Linked DNA regions of Homo sapiens: region 2 is linked to region 1. The links are chromatin contacts, found by Hi-C or POLR2A ChIA-PET in ENCODE. All regions are on one chromosome and are shown on one strand. Each heading gives the region's core, a stretch centred on a gene start or an enhancer-like site at or near the end of the contact. The rest is flanking DNA. Distances are from core to core; before and after follow the strand shown.

Region 1 (5,862 bases), core at 853-3,352:
ATCCATTCAGCTGCTCCATGTCTTTTGACTGAAGTGTTTAGTCCATTTACATTCAATGTTATTATTGATAACTAAAGACTACTCCTGCCCTTTTGTTACTTGTTTACTGGTTGTTTTCTGGCCTTCTCTTCCTTCCTTCTTTCTTTTCTTCTTGTCTTCTTTTTACTGAAGCTGATTTTGTCTGGTGATATGTATTAATTTCTTACTTTTTATTTTTTGTGTATCTGTTGTATGTGTATGTTTTTGAGTTGATATTACCATGAGGCTTGGAAATAATATCTTATAACTCATTATTTTAAGCTGATGACAACTTAACACTGATTGTAATAACAAGCTAACAAACAAGCAAATATAAGGCTAATAGAAAAAAACTCTACACTTGAACTTCATCCCCCCACTTTTTAATTTTTTGTTGTTTCTATTGATACCTTATTATACTCTCAATGTCTTAAATGTTGCTTTAGGCTGGGTGCGGTGGCTCACACCAGTAATCTCAGCACTTTTGGAAGCCAAGGTGGGCAGATCACTGGAGCCCAAGAGTTCAAGACCAGCCTGGGCAACATGGCAAAAACTTGTCCCTCCTAAAAATACAAAAAATAGCCGGGTGTAGTGGTGTGCACCTGTAGTCCCAGCTACTCAGGAGGCTGAGGTGGGAGGATCACTTGAGCCAGGGAGGCAGAAGTTGCAGTGAGCCAAGGTCATGTCACTACACTCCAGGCCTGGACAACAAAGTAAGACCCCATCTCAAAAAAAAAAAGCATAGTTATTATTTTTTATATATTTTATAGGTTCTTCTTTTAGTCTTTCTACTCAAGATATAAGTGATTTACACACAATTTCAGGGGTTAGAATCTGTTTTTCTGTGTACTTACTATTAATAGTGAGATTTGTACCTTCAGATGATTTCTTACTGCTCATTAACATCCTTTTCTTTAAGATTGAAGAACTCCCTTTAGCCTTTAGCACTTCTTTCTTTTTTTATTTTTATTTATTTATTTGTTTTAAGATGGAGAGTCTCACTCTGTCACCCAGGCTGGAGTGCATGGCACAATCTCAGCTCACTGCAAACTCTGCCTCCCGGGTTCAAGTGATTCTCGAGCCTCAGCCTCCCAAGTAGCTGGGATTACAGTCATGCACCACCATGCCCTGCTAATTGTTGTATTTTTAGTGGAGACAGGTTTCACCATGTTGTCCAGGTTGGTCTCAAACTCCTGACCTCAAGTCCCTTTAGCATTTCTTATAGGACAGGTCTAGTGTTGATAAAATTGCTCAACTTTTGTTTGTCTGAGAAAGTATTTCTCCTTCATGTTTGAAGGGTATTTTCACTAGATATACTATTCTACGATAAAAGTTTTTTCCTTCAACACTTAAATACCACTCTCTCCCAGCCTGTAAGATTTCCCTCAAGAAGCCTACTGCCAGAAGTTTTGGAGCTCCCTTTTATGTTACTTATTTCTCTTCTCTTTCTGTTTTTAGGACCCTTTTTTTTATCCTTGACTTTTGGGAGTTTTTTTATTAAGTGTCTTGAGATAGTCTTATTTGGGTTAAATCTGCTTGGTTTCTGGAACCTTCTGGTATTTGAACACTGATATCTTTATCTAGGTTTGGGAAGTTCTCTGTAATTATCCCGTTGATAAAACTTTCTATCCTGATCTGTCTCTACCTTCTCTTAAGGCCAGTAACGCTTAGATTTGCCCTTTTGAGACTATTTTCTAGATCTTATAGGCATGTTTCATTCTTTCTCATTCTTTTTCTTTTGTCTCCTCTGACTCTGTATTTTCAAATAACCTGTCTTCAAGCTCAGTAATTCTTTCTTTGGCTTGGTCAATTCTGCTGTTAGGAGATTCTGATGCATTCTTTGGTGTGTCTATTTCATTTTTCAGCTCTGGAATTTCTGCTTAATTCTTTTTTATTATTTTGATCTCTTCATTAAATTTATGTGATAGGATTCTGAATTCCTTCTCTGAGTTATCTTGGATTTCACTGAGCTTCCTCAAAACAGCTATTTTGAATTCTCTGTCTGAAAGGTCCCTGTTTCTCCAGGATTGGTCCCTGGTGCCTTATTTGGTTGTTTGCTGAGGACATGTTTTCCTGAATTGTCTGACTGGCCCTGTGGCCTGAGTCACATTTCAGCTGAAGTCCCAGGCTGCTGCCAACACCTCCATGGCCTGGCAGTCTTCCACTGGAGTTCAAGTTACACTGCTCACCAGAGAATCACACGCATTCAGTGTGTGGACTCCATCCTCACAATCAGATGCTCAGTGTCCAAAATGCTGGGTAAGAAACATCCTGAAGAACACAAATCTGAGATACAGCCTCTTCCAGGCCTGCTCCAAGGCTCCAGACCAATGCATGAAGCACAGCCTGAGTCCACGTGCCTGAGGGAACAGACCTCCAAAGCCTACATTGGGAGCTTCCACCTGGCAAGGAAGGTGTGCTAAGGGCAGAGCTTCCGGCCTCCCTGTTATCTCAAATGTGGACCTATCACTGGGGCCCTAGTACTGGGCCCAATACTTGCCTCCACCCTTTGTCAATGCGAACATCCTTCCTCCTGGGGACAGAGATTTAGAGGTTGACTTTAGAAAAAGCCACTCTCTATAGATATTTTGAAGCAGCAAGTCCCCCCAGCTTCAAATTTTGTGCTGGCTGAGGCAGCCCAGCCTGGTTGGTGACTAGAATGGCCTGAACTGGGAGTCATGGAAACTGACTCAGAGTCATGGAAAGTTGGGGCTGAAAGGGGAAGAAGAGGTCATGCACCATCCGTCTTGCAGCTATAAAAACTAAGGTTTAGGTTGGTGAGGGGGTGTACCCGAAGGATGACTCAAAGGGTACTTCACGGGTAAAGGAACTCAGCTCAAATAAGGTGACTCAAGTCTATTTACAGCCTTGTCCAGTGTGGACTCAAGAATAGCCTGGCCTACCACCCTGAGCTGTCAGGGAGGACAGATGAGATGGACATTGTGAAAATGGGGTACTGCCAGCCTTTAAAATGCGGCGAGTGCACAAGTCACGCAGTGCTGTTATCAACTCATGATATAAGTTCCTCTTCCCTCCCCCGACTGCCTGTGTTGAGTCTCAAATTCATCCCACTGCAGGGAGGTCAGAAAAAGTTCAGAACTTCTTTCTGACCTCCCTCTTGTGGGATTTAATGAGGACATGAAGTGGTGACATTGAGGTGGGAGTTAAGGAGAATGTGCTGGGCTTGGGGCCCAGCAGATGGACATATGTTACCTGTGCCCCTGGGGATGATTCTACCTTCTAAAATGGGCCATGGAAACCTGGTTTCATGTGGTTGGGTCAATCCCCCCAGTGCTTCTGAGGTTGATGAGTTAAACGATGCAAAGGCCATGGTTGGGAGATCTCCTCTTGGGATACGACTTTGGTGAATTTACCTGGGTCTGGTCCTCATTCCTGCAAATCTAGAACCCGACCACCATCCAGACAAGAAGAGAGACTGAGACCCTACAATAACTCAAGTGATTTATTTTGGGGACACTCCTTTCCAGGAAGCTGAATGCTTGTGACCCTCATCTGTTTTTCTGATTTCAGCTGCCTGGGAGGTTGCCTGAGCAGGCAGGAGGCAGCTCATGGGCATGGACTTGAACTGATGCCTCGAATGGCCTGCCTGGCCTTTGTCTTTCTTTATGTTCCATTACCAAATATTCTGCTCCTGGAATCACAGCCTTTGTTTTTATTTATTTATTTATTTATTTATTTATTTATTATTTTAAATGTTTTATAGAGATGGGGGGTCTTGCCAGTACAGGCTGGTCTCAAATTCCTGGGCTCAAGCAAACATCCTGCCTCAGCCTCCCAAAATGCTGGGATTACACAACAATGCCCTAAAATAAGACTTTCAGGTGAAGCTTATGCATGTCTTTCCTGCTTGGTGAGTAGGGTATGATTAGAGTTGGATTTTTCCATCCCATATTCACTCTACAGAATCAATTTAGTGTTCTGCTTATCTATGGGACATTGATGTCATGTGATGGGTGATGTCATGTGATGGGTGATGTCATGTGATGGGTGATGTCATGTGATGTGTGATGTCATGTGATGGGTGATGTCATGTGATGCATGATGTCATGTGATGGGTGATGTCATGTGATGGGTGATGCCATGTGATGGGTTATGTCATGTGATGGGTGATGCCATGTGACAGGTGGTCATGTGACAAGGTGATCCTGTGATGAGTGGTCATGTGATGGGTGATGTCATGTGATGGGTGATGGGATGGGCGATGTCATGTGATGGGTGATCATGTGACAGGTGATGTCATGTGATGGGTGGTCATGTGATGGGTGATATGTAATGGGTGATGTCATGTGGGGGTGGTCATGTGATAGGTGATGTCATGTGATCGACGATCATGTGATGGGTGATGTCATGTGATGGGTGATGTCATGTGATGGGTGATCATGTGACAAGTGATCATGTGATGGGTGATGTCATATCATGGGTGATGTCATGTGACAGGTGATCATGTGACAGGTGATCATGTGATGGGTGATGTCATGTGATGGGTGATGCCATGTGACATGTGGTCATGTGACAGGTGATGTCATGTGATGGGTGATCATGTGATGAGTGATGTCATGTGATGGGTGATGTCATGTGATAGGTGATCATGTGATGAGTGATGTCATGTGACAGGGATGTCATGTGATGGGTGATCATGTGATGGGTGCTGTCATGTAATGGGTGGTCATGTGATGGGTGATGTCATGTGATGGGTGATGTGATGGGCAATCATGTGATGGGTGATGTGATGGTGATCATGTGACAGGTGATGTCATGTGATGGGTGGTCATGTGATGGGTGATATCATGTAATGGGTGATGTCATGCGGGGGTGGTCATGTGATAGGTGATGTCATGTGATGGGTGATCATGTGATGGGTGATGTCACGTGATGGGTGATATCACATGATGGGCGACATCACGTGATGGGCGATCATATGATGGGTGATGTCATGTGATGGGCAATATCACGTGATGGGCGACATCACGTGATGGGCAATCATGTGATGGGTGATGTCACATCATGGGTGATCATGTGATGGGTGATTGATGTCATATGATTCCAGGGGGAGCACCTGTTCACCAAGCAGGGGAGAGGCTGTGAGTTCTCTGCCACGCTGGTAACACAATCTCTACTGGGGCTTCCTAGTGCTGACTGCTGCAGGTGGCTCATCATAGCACACCAAGGGCCACCACAGGGACACATTACCAAAGGAAACCCCAGAAGACACAAAACATCCCCTTCTTCCTCCATAAACTTGGGAGCCAGATGTTGGGTGACATCGTTCACCATCTCTGGCTGCTCTGGCCTTGCTGGAACCCCCTGTTTTCTCTTTCTCCTCTTGCATCATGATAAATGGCCGATCATTAATGGATGAAAAGTGGTGTCTCTGACACAAAGGCTCAACGAGGCGTCTCTGTCAAAGGGTCACACTAGATTCTATATCCACACACAGGAGACCTCTGGACTGGGGACCCTGAGCAGTGCCTTGGAGAATTCTGCAGCTTCCTGCTCTCAGGCCTGTGGCCCCATCTCTCCTTGATTGATGCCCCCAAGGATGCCCTGAGGTTAGAACACTCCCTCCGTGGGTGTGTTCTTGAGGCCACCCAAAGTGGGGAGCTGTGTCTGAGACTCCACTTACGGCCAGAATACTCAAAGGCGTTATCTCCCAGGTAAAATGGTGGACCAGAAACTACCTGCTTGTGAGTAAGTAAGGAAGGAGAGCCAAGGTAAAGCCATTAGCATTTGCAGACCAGTTGTTCCCTGACAAACATAGATTTAGAACAGAAATTGGCAGCTAAATAAAGTTTAGTACTTGTATTACTCAGGGTTCTCTAGAGG
Region 2 (5,170 bases), core at 1,937-4,436, 55 kb after region 1:
ACCAGTGGAACCTTGAGTGTCAGGTCCTCTGCACGCCCAGTGTTGCCTGAGGCTGGAGGAGGGAGGAGTCGGGAACCAGGGAGCTATGGGCTATTTGCAGGGGGAGACCCAAGGAGATGCCCGGTGTGGGATCCTGAGACTCCAGAGGCCATGCCAGCCTGGGTGTGCTCAGCCATCTTATAATATCAGGGGGAGAGGCTTGACCTCGGTGGCCTCAGACAGGTTCTGGGTCCCCCAGAAGTGTCAGTCCTGAGAAGAAACACCTGTCCTCATCGAACACCAATGATTGAATGAAGCCACTAAGTACACTCTGAATAAATGGATGGCTGGAGAGATAGATGGATGGATGGATGGATGGATGGATGGATGGATGGACGGATGGATGAAATAGGAAAGGAAATAATATTGAGAACCAGGAAAAACCAGAAGCAGCCCAGTATGGAGGGCAAGGAGGAAGCCTGGGGCTTCTGGTTCTGCCCCTTTCCCAAATCATCTGTGGGCCTCATACTTGCCATCCCTGCCCATATAGATGAGGCCTCCTGCTCCCAGGTCTGGGTCACAGAGAATATGGGGGCTGCCCATGGGGATATCAAGGGGCCATGTAGAAAGGAGTTGTTCTTGTGATTCAAGGACATTTACGCCTGGAATTTTCCCCCGGGACAGAATCCTGCAGCAACACTCGCCATTGCCTAACATCTGCAGGGCTCCGCTCCACAGGGACACCCATCAGAGCTTCCTTCCCACCCCCAATTCTCTGCAGCACCCACCCGCCTTGGCATGTCCTGGGCCTCTTCTCCAGGTCCTCTGCCCCCTCCAATATTTCGACATTACTCTCCCTCTTCGAGTCCCCTCTCTCATTCCTCCACCCACTCTGCAGGCTCCGGGTCCAAATGATTGGGACCCAGCCCCATCAACTCTCTGCTTCCTGCCTCGGGGGCCTCACCAGTCCTAAACAGCTGCTGTCTCATCTGCTCTTGACAGGGAGGTGGTTAACTCAGGACAAAACGGCTATTGAGAAATGGTTTTGGCAAAATACCAAGCTCCTGAAAAGGAATTGTGGATGTAATCTGTCTACCTATCAACTATCTATCTATCTATCTATCTATCTATCTATCTATCTATCTACTATCTATCCATCCATCCATCTTTCATCTACCCACCCATCCATCTAGGTAATATATTGCCATCCACTGATGGAGAGGCTTTGCTATATTTTTATTGTGAATTAAAAGAAAAATCTGGCCAGGTGTGGTGGCTCATGCCGATAATCCCAGCACTTTGGGAGGCCGAGGCAGGTGGATCACCTGAGGTCAGGAGTTTGAGACCAGCCTAACCAACACGATGAAACCCTGTCCCTATCGAAAATACAAAAAATTAGCCGGGCGTGGTGGTGGGTGCCTGTAATCCAGCTACTCAGGAGGCTGAGGGAGGAGAATCACTTGAACCCAGGAGGTGGAGGTTGCAGTGAGCCGAGATCGCACCACTGCACTCCAGCCTGGGCGACAGAGTGAGACTCTGTCTCAAAAAAAAAACAGGAAAACTTTATCTTTTGCATCTTCATTTTCTTATCTCACGTTTTCTCACTTTATTTCCCAGAAAGCAGGCTCGAGTGGCCCACTGACCTATTCTGCATTAGAAAGCTGTCTGCCTCTCTGAAGCAGTGATTCTCACCTGGGGGGCAGGGGGGCGGGGAGGGGGCGGGGGGGCAGGGGGGCGGGCGGGAGAACATTTGGTAATGACTACAGATATTTTTGGTTGTCCCAACTTAGGGTGGGGAATTGCTGCTGGCATCTGGTGGGTAGAGGCCAGGGATGCTTCTAAACATCTTACAATGCACAGGACAGCCCCCAACACACAGAATAACGCAGCCCCAAATGTCCACAGTGTTGAGGTCCACGAGCTTTCCCAGGGAGCTAACTGCCTGCCAGGCACAGGCTTAGGAGCAAGGAAGGGGTGGGCACACCCAGTCCTCTCCTGAAATCGCTGCTGCTCTCAGCTCAGGCTCTGGGGGCGCTGTTAGCCTGCTCTTTCAGGTCCTTAAACTTCTCTCTTAATGATTTGGGGCTAATTCCACAAGGAGCAAAAACATTGTGGGGCACACACTGAATCCCACCACAGAGCCTCCCTCTCCTTGGATATTCAGTCCAGACCCTGACTCTGAGCCAACATGGGCAGCCTCCTCCACCTCCACCCCCACCATCTTTTACGGAGCTTCCCGCCTACCCAGCCTTGCAAAGAAACTGACTTTCTCCCTCCACCATCATTTACGGAAACTCTCGGACCAGGGCTGACCACAGGTTCCCAGCTGTCTCACCCTTCTGGGGGCCCATTAAGTAGCAGCCCTGGGGCCAGCCCAGACCTGTGGGGACACCCAGGGTTCCCACGTGGGGATGCAGCATATGCCTCCAGATATGTAAGTGAAGCTTTACAAGGAGGCGCAGCAGACATTGACATTGAATTAGAGAAGGAGCAATGATCTTGGAAATAAAAGTATTTAGGTTTGGACCTTGACTGTGCCTTTTATAAACTGTTTAATCTAAATTATTTGCACCTCTAAGAGCGAGCTTCGGTCTCTTGTTTTCATCAGGATTGCAATAAGAATTAAATGAGATAGTGGGAAACAAGATATGTATTACAGTGATTAGCCTAGTAAGTACTGGTTTTCTGTCCCCTATTCCCCCTTCTCTCTGATGGATCGTGGTGGCATTCCTGATCTTAATAATGACGGTAATAATGATTAAAGTTGCCAAATCTACTTAGGGCTTACTGTGTGGGAAGCAGTTTACCGTTTAATCCCCACCCTATCCCGATAAGGAGATTTGAGAAGCTTCTATGCACACCTCACTCCCTCTTTCTTGATATCATTTCTTCCTCTTGCCCCTCGCCAGCCTTTTCTCATGCCTGCCTCACCCTGACCCGCCAGAGCAGACCTCCCTGCACCCAGGACCTGCCCTGCTCATCTGGGACACAGAGAAGGAGCAGAGCTGAAGGCAGCATGGCAGCCCCAGCCCTCTGGGTCATCTCACCAGCATGGAAGTCCCTTGTGGCAGCAGGGTCTGAGGCTCTTTTTCCTTCTCACATCTCTCGTTTCCTTCTCTGGCCTCTTCTGGGTTTGGTTCTCAGAGCTGGTGAGAGTATGGAGGAAGCTGGGGCCATGGGGCACTATGTGGTCAGGTGAAACAATTTTGAGAACTTGCTGAAGTTCTTCCTAATAAAACATGTTTGCATTTGCTGTTCCTCTTTCTGTTCCCAGTAAAGACAATGTCCCTCCCATTACCCACAGCTGACAGGCCTGCCCTTCTCCAAATCACAGCATGGCCCAGGACCAGTGAGACTGGGCCAGCTGCCATCTGGATTTTCTGGGCAGGTCCTCCCCTCTGTGAATGGCCAGTTTTCTGTGGCCAGCATGAGCCGCCCCAGGGTATGGCTCAGCCTTCACTGGATGGATGAGACTGGCTATTTGCAGAGCCCAGTGTAAAATCAAACCTAGGTTTCCAAAATTATTAAGAATTTCAAGATGGTGACAGCCAAGCATGAAACGTGGGACCCTTCTAAGAGCCGGGCCTGCGAGACTGCACAGGGTAGGGGCACACCCACGATGCCCGCTGGTCTATCTCTGATCCTTGGTGGTACAGATAGGCTGGGTGCAACCTCAGAGGCTCTGACCTCTTAACCCCTCACTCTTGCTCTGACCTCAGCAGACCCCAGAGGTCCCTGTCTTGGCCACGTGCCTGACTGTTTCCACAGACCTGGCACCACGCAGAGCTTGGTGGACCATCTATAAGCCTTGCTTTTGACCTGTGTGGCTCTTCCTGTCGCCCAAGATGACCACATATAAGAGTTTCAATATATCAAGAGCTAACTCGGGGGAACCTGGCCAGAAGTGTGCCTGATATACACAGAATGGCTGTGGAGGATTTATAAATGCAAGCACAGCTTCAGAAGGCCTCACTCAGGGACTTAGATTTCTGGAACTAGGAGACTCCAAATTCCTGGCATTCTGTTATCAAATGTCTCCTCCTTGGTGTTTCAGTAAATGTGTTTCCTGCTTGTTCATTTTTTGCTGCATGTGGAGTCCTCATATTTCTGTGTGTGTTCACATGTGTGTATATGGGTGTGGTATGAGGGATATATGTGTAGTGTGTGTGGTGTGGGTAGTGTGTGTAGTATGTGTGGTATGTGTGTATGTAGGTACATGTGATGTATGTGCATGGTGTGTGGGATGGTGTGTGTGTAGTGTGTGTGTATGTGTGGTGTGAGTGGTGTGTGTGAGATGTGTGTAGTGTGTGTGTATGTGTGTGGTGTTTGGGGTCGTGTGTGTGGTGTGAGTGGTGTGTGTGGTGTGGGTGGGATGTGTGTAGTGTGTGTATGTGTGTACATGTGGTGTATGTGTGTGATGTGTGGGGTGGGGTGCATGTAGTGTGTGTGTTTGCATGTGTGTGTGGTGTGTGTGCACAGGTGGTGTGTGTGTAGTGTGTATGTGTGTGCACGTGTGTGGTGTGAGATGTGTGTACATGTGGTGTATATGTACAGTATGTGGGGTAGGGTGTGTGTAATGTGTGTGTGGTGTGTGTGATGTGAGTGGTGTGTATGAGATGAGATGTGTGTAGTGTGTATGTGTGTACGTGTGTGTGGTGTGTTGGGTGGTGTGTGTAGTGTGTATATGTGTGCATGTGTGGGAGTGTATGTGGTGTGTGCGTGTCCATGTGTGGTGTACGTGTGTGGTATGTGGGGTGGTGTGTGGTGTATGTGTGTGGTATGTGGGGTGATGTGTGTAGTGTATGTATGTGTGTGCATGTGTGGGCGTGGAGGGTGTGGGTGGTGTGTGTGTACATGTGGTGTATGTGTGTGGTGTGTGTATGTGTGTGCATGTGTGGGGGGTGTGGGTGGTGTGTGTCTACATGTGGCGTATGTGTGTGGTGTGTGGGGTGGTGTGTGCATGTGTGGGCGTGGGGAGGTGTATGGGTGTGTGTGTGTGTACATGTGGTGTATATGTGTGGTGTGTGGGTTGGTGCGTGCATGTGTGTGGAGGGGAAGCAGGAGCTGGGAGTGATAAAGATGTCTCCCCTTGCAGCCTGCAGAGCCGGTTGCGAGCCCCGCCCTCTGTGCCTAGCTCTGGGCGCTAAGGAAAGGCTTGCCTGGCCCTCCCTGACTCTGCGTCAAGGGCTGC

What was found. A loop is a pair of places that touch in the nucleus more often than their neighbours do. ChIA-PET counts read pairs that join two places held with the same protein, here RNA polymerase II (POLR2A). Pooled maps may share reads with other maps.
Region 2: a map of CD14-positive monocyte shows a loop between it and region 1 (7-fold over the local background). The contact joins the promoter of CD300H here to the enhancer-like site in region 1. A Hi-C loop is called at or near these places in 3 of 168 maps with a recorded cell type or tissue (CD14-positive monocyte, GM12878 and chondrocyte) and 2 of 50 pooled maps. POLR2A ChIA-PET finds 5 or more read pairs at or near these places in 2 of 52 experiments (HCT116 and activated CD4-positive, alpha-beta T cell).

What each region holds. Positions count from the first base shown.
Region 1 is chr17:74,509,994-74,515,855 of GRCh38, forward strand. No RefSeq gene overlaps it. Among named protein-coding and RNA genes, the nearest start is that of CD300LB, 19 kb to the right of the region's middle. RefSeq lists an enhancer at 2,474-2,723. Within about 2 kb of position 2,103, at least 6 of the 41 ENCODE cell types and tissues checked have a DNase peak (open chromatin) inside an H3K27ac peak, as active enhancers do; they include CD14-positive monocyte, where a contact is called at or near this core.
Region 2 is chr17:74,564,323-74,569,492 of GRCh38, forward strand. CD300H (CD300H molecule (gene/pseudogene)) reads right to left here and starts at 3,187. Exons shown (of 4, transcript NM_001405511.1): 1 at 3,027-3,187. RefSeq lists an enhancer at 4,534-5,170.